Linked DNA regions of Homo sapiens: all the other regions are linked to region 1. The links are chromatin contacts, found by Hi-C in ENCODE. All regions are on one chromosome and are shown on one strand. The core of a region is the stretch at or near the end of the contact, and the rest is flanking DNA. Distances in the headings are between cores, read along the strand shown.

Evidence for each region. Hi-C counts contacts between places; a loop is a spot of excess contacts on that map. Pooled maps may share reads with other maps.
Region 2: a loop to region 1 is called in a map with no recorded cell type, with 6 times the contacts of the local background. The contact joins the promoter of TMEM123 here to the promoter of ARHGAP42 in region 1. A Hi-C loop is called at or near these places in 2 of 37 single-sample maps with no recorded cell type and 6 of 50 pooled maps.
Region 3: a map with no recorded cell type shows a loop between it and region 1 (4-fold over the local background). The contact joins the enhancer-like site here to the promoter of ARHGAP42 in region 1. A Hi-C loop is called at or near these places in 2 of 37 single-sample maps with no recorded cell type and 4 of 50 pooled maps.

Annotation. Positions count from the first base shown.
Region 1 is chr11:100,685,849-100,688,548 of GRCh38, reverse strand. It overlaps ARHGAP42 (Rho GTPase activating protein 42), which reads right to left and starts at 1,261. Exons shown (of 24, transcript NM_152432.4): 1 at 717-1,261. The coding sequence starts at 870. ARHGAP42-AS1 (ARHGAP42 antisense RNA 1) reads left to right here and starts at 594. Exons shown (of 2, transcript NR_133571.1): 1 at 594-916. RefSeq lists enhancers at 497-866, 1,187-1,236, 950-1,660 and silencers at 887-1,056, 1,357-1,546, 1,597-1,891.
Region 2 is chr11:102,451,348-102,454,047 of GRCh38, reverse strand. It overlaps TMEM123 (transmembrane protein 123), which reads left to right and starts at 1,283. Exons shown (of 5, transcript NM_052932.3): 1 at 1,283-1,524. The coding sequence starts at 1,425. TMEM123-DT (TMEM123 divergent transcript) reads right to left here and starts at 1,129. Exons shown (of 2, transcript NR_135053.1): 1 at 999-1,129. RefSeq lists enhancers at 920-1,029, 1,760-2,049, 2,230-2,279 and a silencer at 1,150-1,439.
Region 3 is chr11:102,559,481-102,562,180 of GRCh38, reverse strand. No RefSeq gene overlaps it. Among named protein-coding and RNA genes, the nearest start is that of MMP7, 30 kb to the right of the region's middle. Within about 2 kb of position 1,325, at least 13 of the 41 ENCODE cell types and tissues checked have a DNase peak (open chromatin) inside an H3K27ac peak, as active enhancers do.

The sequences.
Region 1 (2,700 bases), core at 12-2,511:
GGAAAGGAGGTGGAAGAAGCCCTATATTATAGACTATAACAGTCTTTATATTCTACAGATCATCAAAAGTTCTGATTGGCCTTTAACCCCTTAACTTTCATCCCAATGACACACCCAACACCCACACAATGCAAACCAAAACTAAGACGCACAGAAAACTTGCAGAGTTAAAATGCACTGGTGCCTTGCTGTCTTCCATTATCTTACAAAATGGCAAAACTGCAAATGTATGCTTTTTAAAAAGCCAACTCAATGACTGTGTCCAATGAAGAGCCACTGACGTATGAGAGACATTAATAATTTTCTTTCAATATCACTAAACTAGCCTAATTTTATCTTTAAGACAAACTCTTGATTCCCCCCTTAAGGGCTTTTTTAGTTCAAACTATTAATAGACACAATAAATTAAAAAAAAAAAATTAAAGTCCCCAACATCTTCCTAGGAGCATTACACAACGAGATGACTTTGAACGACTTTCCTCAGGATATATTCCAGTGCCCTGTAGAGAACTTTCCCCATCCCTGTAGACATGTGAGTAAGTAAAGAACACCTCAAGAACAAACTTTGTTGGCCACCAGCAGGGGAGCTCTTCAGCTTTTGTCCCCAAATCCATTCAAACAAAAGAAGCTCCGACTCCTCCAACCCACCCTTCGGACCCGCACCCCGCGGGGACTCTCCAGATGCGGGTGTCCACTCCCCCGCCAGCCCTACTTACTCCTCAACGCCCCAATGAGCAGAGAGCCGTCCTTAATGAGCTCCTTGATGAACTTGTTGGTTCGCTCCAGCTCAATCTCGTGACACTGCAAGCGCTCCCTGAAATCTGGGCTGTCCAAGTAGGAATCGCTGAACTCCAGAGTGGGCAGCCCCATGGCACAGGCGCTGCCAGCGGCGGCCGCGGACACGTCCGGGCCGGAGGTCAGGGCGGGGGCAGCCGGCGGCCGCGGCGGGCGCTGGGGTCGCGCGATCGCGGGGAAGGCGCCGGGACGCGAGGGGACTGATTGCGCGGAGGAAACGGGCCCCGAGCGCCGCGCCGCCTGCGCCGGGCTCAGTCTTCCTCCCCCGAGGCTAGGCGAGCGCAGGCGCGGGCGGCGGGCCGAGGCGCGAGTCCCCTCAGGTTGTTGTCATCTGGACGCATCGTCGTTCGGAACGCGGGGGCGGCGAGGCTCCGGGCCGCGGCCGGAGCAGGAAAGTTTCTCTCACGGCGCGCAGACACTTCCGGCAGTTCCACTCCCCAACTCTCTTGACAGTCGTCGGCGTTGTGAGCCAGAAGCAGCGCACAGCCGCAACTCCGGCCGGGCTGGGGAAACCCTCCCCCTCGGCGGACGCAGGCTCAGAGCGCTTGCAAATCGCACCCGGGCTCCCAGACCCTCCTCCCCGCCGCCGCGCTCCCACCCAGCGCCACCCCGCCCCTTCGCCCCTTTGCCCTCCTGCCCCACCCGTCCGCCCGCACTGGGCTCCAGGGCTCCCCGCGCTGCAGCCCCGCGCTTGCGCTCCGGCCTTGGCTGGGGTGTTAGCCCTGTCCCCTCTTGGGCCCCTGGTTTCGGCTAGCCCTTGGTGACACTTCGGGGTCCCTCGCTCCACAAAAGGATCTGACTCCCAATATACCTCCCCTAACAGTGTCCCCTCCACCCACTCCCTACAATTCTCTGGGAGAAAAACCAACGTTAAGTTTCCCTAAAGTCTGAGTATTTTGAAGCGTAGATGGAAGATACTACTGTCTAGCGTTCGTTTAGATTTTACTTCACACTTCCCCACCGAATGCATTTGAATTCCACGTTGAAAAATTGTCCCGTCGCTCTCCCACCCCTCAGCTTCAATGATCCAGCCTGGAGGTGTTTCTTCCCCCTGCCCCCACTCCATAGCTGGGAAGGTGGGACGATTTTTCAAGTCATCCTCACTCTGCTTACGTGCTCCTACTTCTAGTAGAATACCTATTTGCATCACAATAGTAGTATCTCCTATTGGCACCTGGATGGAATTGTCCTAGGAGCGGGAAAATTTTCAAATTGTTGAAGTGGACTGGAGTTTGAAATAAATAGTTAACTCCTACCCACAGGCTTTATCCTTCCTCCGGTGGAGGTTCACCTAATAAATTTCTGTTCTCTTAAAACCTTGACAGCAAAAGAAACGACTGCTTTACATCTCGTCCTGACATCATCTATAGGATTTCTGAGAACTCGGATATTGTTCTTAAGGATCTGCTTTTAATTTCTGCATTTTCATTGCTTTGTCCATATGAACCATCTGTTTAAAAACTATTCTACAGATCATGGGAAAAATTCCACTAAAGTGCTTTACATTTTTCCCAATTAAGTTTCAGAGCCAGTCAAGATTCTTGGTTTCAATTTTTTAAATGTACAGGAACATTAAAAATAACATGTAAACCTAAAACAGATAAGATAATGTAAACAGTATGGGCCAGGCGCAGTGACTTAACGCCTGTAATACCAGCATTCTGGGAGGCTGATGCAGGAGAATCACTTGAGGTCAGGAGTTGGAGACCATACTGGCCAACACGGTGAAACCCAGTTTCTACTAAAAAATACAAAAATTAGCTGGGCCTGGTGGCGCACGCCTGTAGTCCCAGCTACTTGGGAGGCTGAGGCAGGAGAGTCACTGGAATCCGGGAGGCGGCGATTGCCATGAGCCGAGATTACGAGATTACTCCACCGCACTCCAGCCTGAGTGACAGAACGACT
Region 2 (2,700 bases), core at 34-2,533, 1.8 Mb before region 1:
TCCCCAGTTAAATAGAATAACCAAAATCGAAATGTGCAATGCTTGCTTTTTGTCCATGATAAGCTGCAGGGGAAACATTTGCAGGTTGGCTGACTGAATCCACAGATGGAAGTCTCTGTAAATTTAGGACAGATTGTCTCAGTTAATCTCTAGGACCAGTCAGACCTCTGTAATGATGGATTTGCCTGACATGAGAAAGTTCTACCTCTCATAACACAGTTTTCAAAAGTTAACTGCAATGTGGCCTTTATGTGATGAAATCTGGCTCAGGTGCCAAAGATCTGCAACATTAAGACCTTTGCAGGTGGGGATTCACTGTGATTTTAGGTTCCTTGGATCCTTCAGTCTTCTACTTCAGCTGAGGGTTCCCACCCAAGCCAGGACTCAGCCTTTGTTATTCTCATGCATTAGCCACAGGTAGCTATGTCACTTCAGAGTTCTGAGCACGATGAAAATGCAGACTTTACAAGCACTTCAAGTCAAGACAAGTGATTAGCATTGGCTCCAAGGGTTTAAAAGGAACTCAGCCAAAAACTGTTCAAAACTGGCCATTTCATCTGAACTGGGACAGCAGGGCACAAGGAGAGAAAAGGCTGGTTGGATTAATGCAGCCCCCGCTTTCCATGGCTCTACTGTATTTCACTGAGAGTTGCTACCAACTCCTGCGCGCGCCCCCACCCGCCCACTCCACTAATCTCGTGTCTTAATCAGAGATACAGGGAACCCGTGGAGAAGATGAAGTACAACTGGGATAAGAAGATCGTAGGTGTTTTACGTTTGAATTTAAGCAACAAATCTGTCGAGCTGTTTTTCTCCACTTCCCCCTTAGGCTGGGTCACGCGAGGGGAAAGCTCCGACCGCCCAGGACTCCTTAGAGTGAATCCCATCCCCTCAAGTTCCTCTCCAGAATCTCCCCCTCCTCCCGCCTTTGCCCTGCAACTCCTCCCTCTCACTCTGAGTCGCACGCACCCCTGTCCCCTCCCTGCCCGCAAAACTACTCTTCAAAGGCTTCCTTCCGGGCACCGCGAAGCCAGCGTGCTCAGCATTCAGGGAGGCAGCGGCGCTCGCCTTCATCCAGGACAACAAAACTGCCATTTCCGAAGAGAAAGGAAACGGCTCGCGGTTTCTGGGGTTCCCAAGCGCGCGCCTGCGAGGGAGGCCGCGAGCCGAGTCGCCACGCCCAGAACCCCGAGCCCGCCCCCGCGCCACCCAGCCCGGCCCCGCCGCCCCGGCTGCGCACGCGACGCCCCCTCCAGGCCCCGCTCCTGCGCCCTATTTGGTCATTCGGGGGGCAAGCGGCGGGAGGGGAAACGTGCGCGGCCGAAGGGGAAGCGGAGCCGGCGCCGGCTGCGCAGAGGAGCCGCTCTCGCCGCCGCCACCTCGGCTGGGAGCCCACGAGGCTGCCGCATCCTGCCCTCGGAACAATGGGACTCGGCGCGCGAGGTGCTTGGGCCGCGCTGCTCCTGGGGACGCTGCAGGTGCTAGCGCTGCTGGGGGCCGCCCATGAAAGCGCAGCCATGGCGGGTAAGTGGCTGCGGGGGTCGTCAGCCCCGTTCGTGGGAGGCAGCGCGCTGCCGAGGCTTGGGTTCCCAAGTTGGGCTCTGGTACAGAAAGTTCCGCGTGTGTCTGGCCGAACGCTCGGGGCGGACCCAGAGGTGACCGGGCGGGGTGGGGGAAACTGAGGTTTGGACCAGTCACCCGCTGGCCCCGGGGCCGCCTGCTGAGGAAATTGCCTGGTGCTTCCCCTCTCGCTTTTTGGATGCGGCGGTCGCAGGCCGGGACGGGTGCGCATAACCTGTTGAGTTACCGCAAGTTGGTTTTTACAGCCTTTCCCTGAAGTTAATGTTTGCCGAGGTTAGAGTTTCTAAGGCTTCCGTTTGTAAACAAGATTAGCTGAGTTGAAAAATATGTCTACCTAGGCCCGCGGAAACGTCTCCCAGTTAGTCGGGGAGCTTTTCAAGCGTCCCCCAGGCATTTCAGCGTCTAATATTATGCAGTATTATCCAGATGAATTACAATCTTTAGGTCCCCCTGACGCTCGAAGTTAGACTTCGGGGCTCTTGGAGCTAGTTGGGAGCTTTTGGGGAGCGCGCCCCGCCCTCGCGGTAGTTGAGGCGGCCGCCCCCATGGCGGGGCGCTCTCCACCCCTCGTGTGCCATAAACACCCGGCCGAGGCGCGCGGCAGCTGCGCAGCGTTAAGGGCACAGCTGCACGGTCGCCGGTGGCCCTTGTCGTCGCTAGTAAGGTCGTAACAGGATGATGTTGACTTTGCTTTTCTGTGTAGGGCGGAATTTGTTTCGTTTTAGGCCCTTGGCCCTTTGGAGACTTCAAACAGCCCTTTTTGGATGAAACCAGGAAGTTGGGATTTGTTGTGTAAATACTGTTTTCCTTTGTCAACTGTTAGAGAAGTCAGGTCCCTAGGTAATGGTCAGTAAACTAGGATAAGTTAAGTAACCCAAGGTTTTCATGGTTTTAAGTTCTATCCATCCACTGTATATGTTAGCCTTAGGTTCGTTTTATCCAGCAAAAGAAAAAGGCAGTTTGTAAATCTGGAAGGTTCAGGCACAACACTTGCTTTTTCTGGAATAACCTGGGTGAATTAACAATTTTTCTTTGTTTTGCTGAAGTTTTTTTGTTTGCTTAATTGTGCGTGTGACAAACTGGCTTCGCAGACCTAATTTTGAGATCATTTAAGAAAAA
Region 3 (2,700 bases), core at 76-2,575, 1.9 Mb before region 1:
AGTTAGGACTCTTATATTGGGCTTACATTGGAAAGATCCTGAAAATCAAGCTGAAAAACTGGAATTTATTCCATAAAAAAAATGTAGGTTACAAAATGCAGTTTTTCACTGGAGCTATAAGATAAAGGTGGTGTTTAAAATAATATTTTAAATTAATTAGTTCTCCTCAAGGTAACTGAAAGGAACAATTACTTACATACCTTGTGTGAATATAGTGGACTTTCATATCTAGAGGAGGAGGAGGAGGACAAGGGAGAAGAATCACAAGGAGCAGGAAGAGGGGGAAAGGAAGGCAAAAAGAAGAATAAGAAGACAAAGAATAAAGTCAGGAAAGAGAAGATGAGCAGCAGGGGCAGTAACAGTAACAGGAGAAAGAGAAAGAGGAGTGGAAGAAAGTAAGAAGGAGGAGAAGAAACAGCAAGTGACAAACCACATCCTTCTCTTAGGAAAACATTGTAAGTTTATTCAACAGACATAAAATTACTCTGAGAAATTGCTTACAAAAGTTTACAAATGCTTTCAAGTTCTGTAGAAATCTCATTACAGACAGGTAGTAAACAGTTTGCAGGCAGGCCTTGGCCCATGGACCACATTTTCGGTAACCCTGGGCCATAGGACACAGCCATTCAAAATAATGTGCCTTCATTTCAAACTTGTCATCATATGAACAATATTATTCAGCAGGTTTCCAAACTGAGGATGCTGTGACTAAAAGTTATCATCTGTAAAGTGTGTTAATATTCTATACACTAGTTTTGTGAAATATTTTAAAATACCACAGAGAAGGAAAAGAAGGAAGGAGGAAAAAATAAAATTGGCGATCCATTTCATAACTGCACCAAAAATTATTTGAATAGGGCTTTTTCATAAAATATCACAACCAAGTGTCAAAATTCCACTGAGGAGGGAATAAAAGAACACTAGGTTAAATTTACCAGGTGAGAATTTAGTGAGGTGCAGCAGTCCCCCTTTATTCACAAGGGTTGCATTTCAAGACTCCCAGTAGGTGCTTGCAGTGGGGGGATAGTACCAAATCCTATATATACTATTTTTTTCCAATATATACATACCTAGGATAAAGTTTAATTTATAAATTAGACACAGTAAGTGATTAACAATAATTAATATTAAAATAGAACAATTATAGCAATTTACTGTAATAAAAGTTATTTGAATGTGGTCTCTTTCTCTCTGTCTCTCTCTTTCAAAATATCTTATGTTCATAAAAATAACCTACTGCGGTTGACCGTAACTGAAACTGCAGAAAGTGAAACCACAAATATGAGGGAGCTACTTTATAAATAAGAATGTTCTTTACAACGAAAACTGTCAAGTACTTCAATGTAATAGCTGTCATGCCAAGAAACCCTGCCTAGTAGCCTAGCATCATGAGACTTAACCTTGCCTATTAGGAAGTCAGCCAATTTCTGCCTAAGATTTAATTATTCTTCTAACAGAACCCAAACTTCTAACACAACCCAAACTCCAAAACATGACCACGTGGCTAATCTGCCTATGGTGTGCCAAGAACTTCAAGGCAGTAAAGCTTAGGAATTTAAGTACCAGAGAACACGAAACCACAGACTATTAAAAAATATAGTACAGACAGTCCCCAAGTTAAAATCGGGTGTGTTTCAAAACTTTCTTCATTGGCTCTTCAGAACTCAGAATACTTTTCCCATAATGATGATATTATAAACTAACAAAAGGCTAATACATGCATATGTAAGAGAACTACTGTGTACTAGGAATGAAAAAGTATAGAAAATTGCCAAAGTATAAACTTTTTAATGTTCAAAAATATATTTATGAGAATACATAGTGAGCACATTTCAAATATTTAAACTTAATGAGGGAACCATTAGGATGGTAAAGGCTGTTTAAAGAAGTATATGCAAGACTGGTGTATCGAATTAGTAAAAGAAAAGATGCTAAAATAAGATTGCTAAATTAGATACTGGGTAGATTAACAGCTCACCAAAGTGGTATAAAAATTATTTTAAACTGAGAACATCTTAATCTACAATCACCAAAAAATAAAAATAAAACATTATCTACACTTATGCAGGTACTCCCAAAAATACACCTGCCTTTGACACTACCCACACCCCTTCACCCAGGGAGTTTCCTGTTTCAGAAAATACTGACACTCAGCACCAGGAAGTATGAATTTAGCTGCCTATTAGCATCAAAAAGCCAAATAGAGCCTTTCATACTTTCCTATTGATGCCCTAAACCTCCCCTCCATTTTTGCTAAATTGGAATACAAACCTTTATCTCTGGCTACTAAACAAGTTACTCATTACTGAGTACTTCTGTAGGCACAAAAACTTTTGTTCTGTTAATCTATTCTTAGTTAATCCAAAGGCCTAGACCATTCAAACCTAAGAGGGTTAGGGGAAAGTTTTCCTCCCAACAGAGCAAAACCGGCTAATGTCGTAAAGAGCTATAAAATCATAACCTCTGGATTATGTTTTCTACTGAAGGGGTTCAAAACATGCTACCCTCAAAATATGCCACTTGGCATATTGCTTATTTCAAGCTAAAGTAAATTAAGAAACAGCCAATGCAGAAAAAGCTCTTCACTTCCCCCTCACCTGTTTAAAATAATGTATAAACTTCCCCTTCTGTAAGGAAAATTTACATTTACAAAGAAAATTTCTATTAGTAAAGGTATCCATACCAGGAAGAGAACAACTC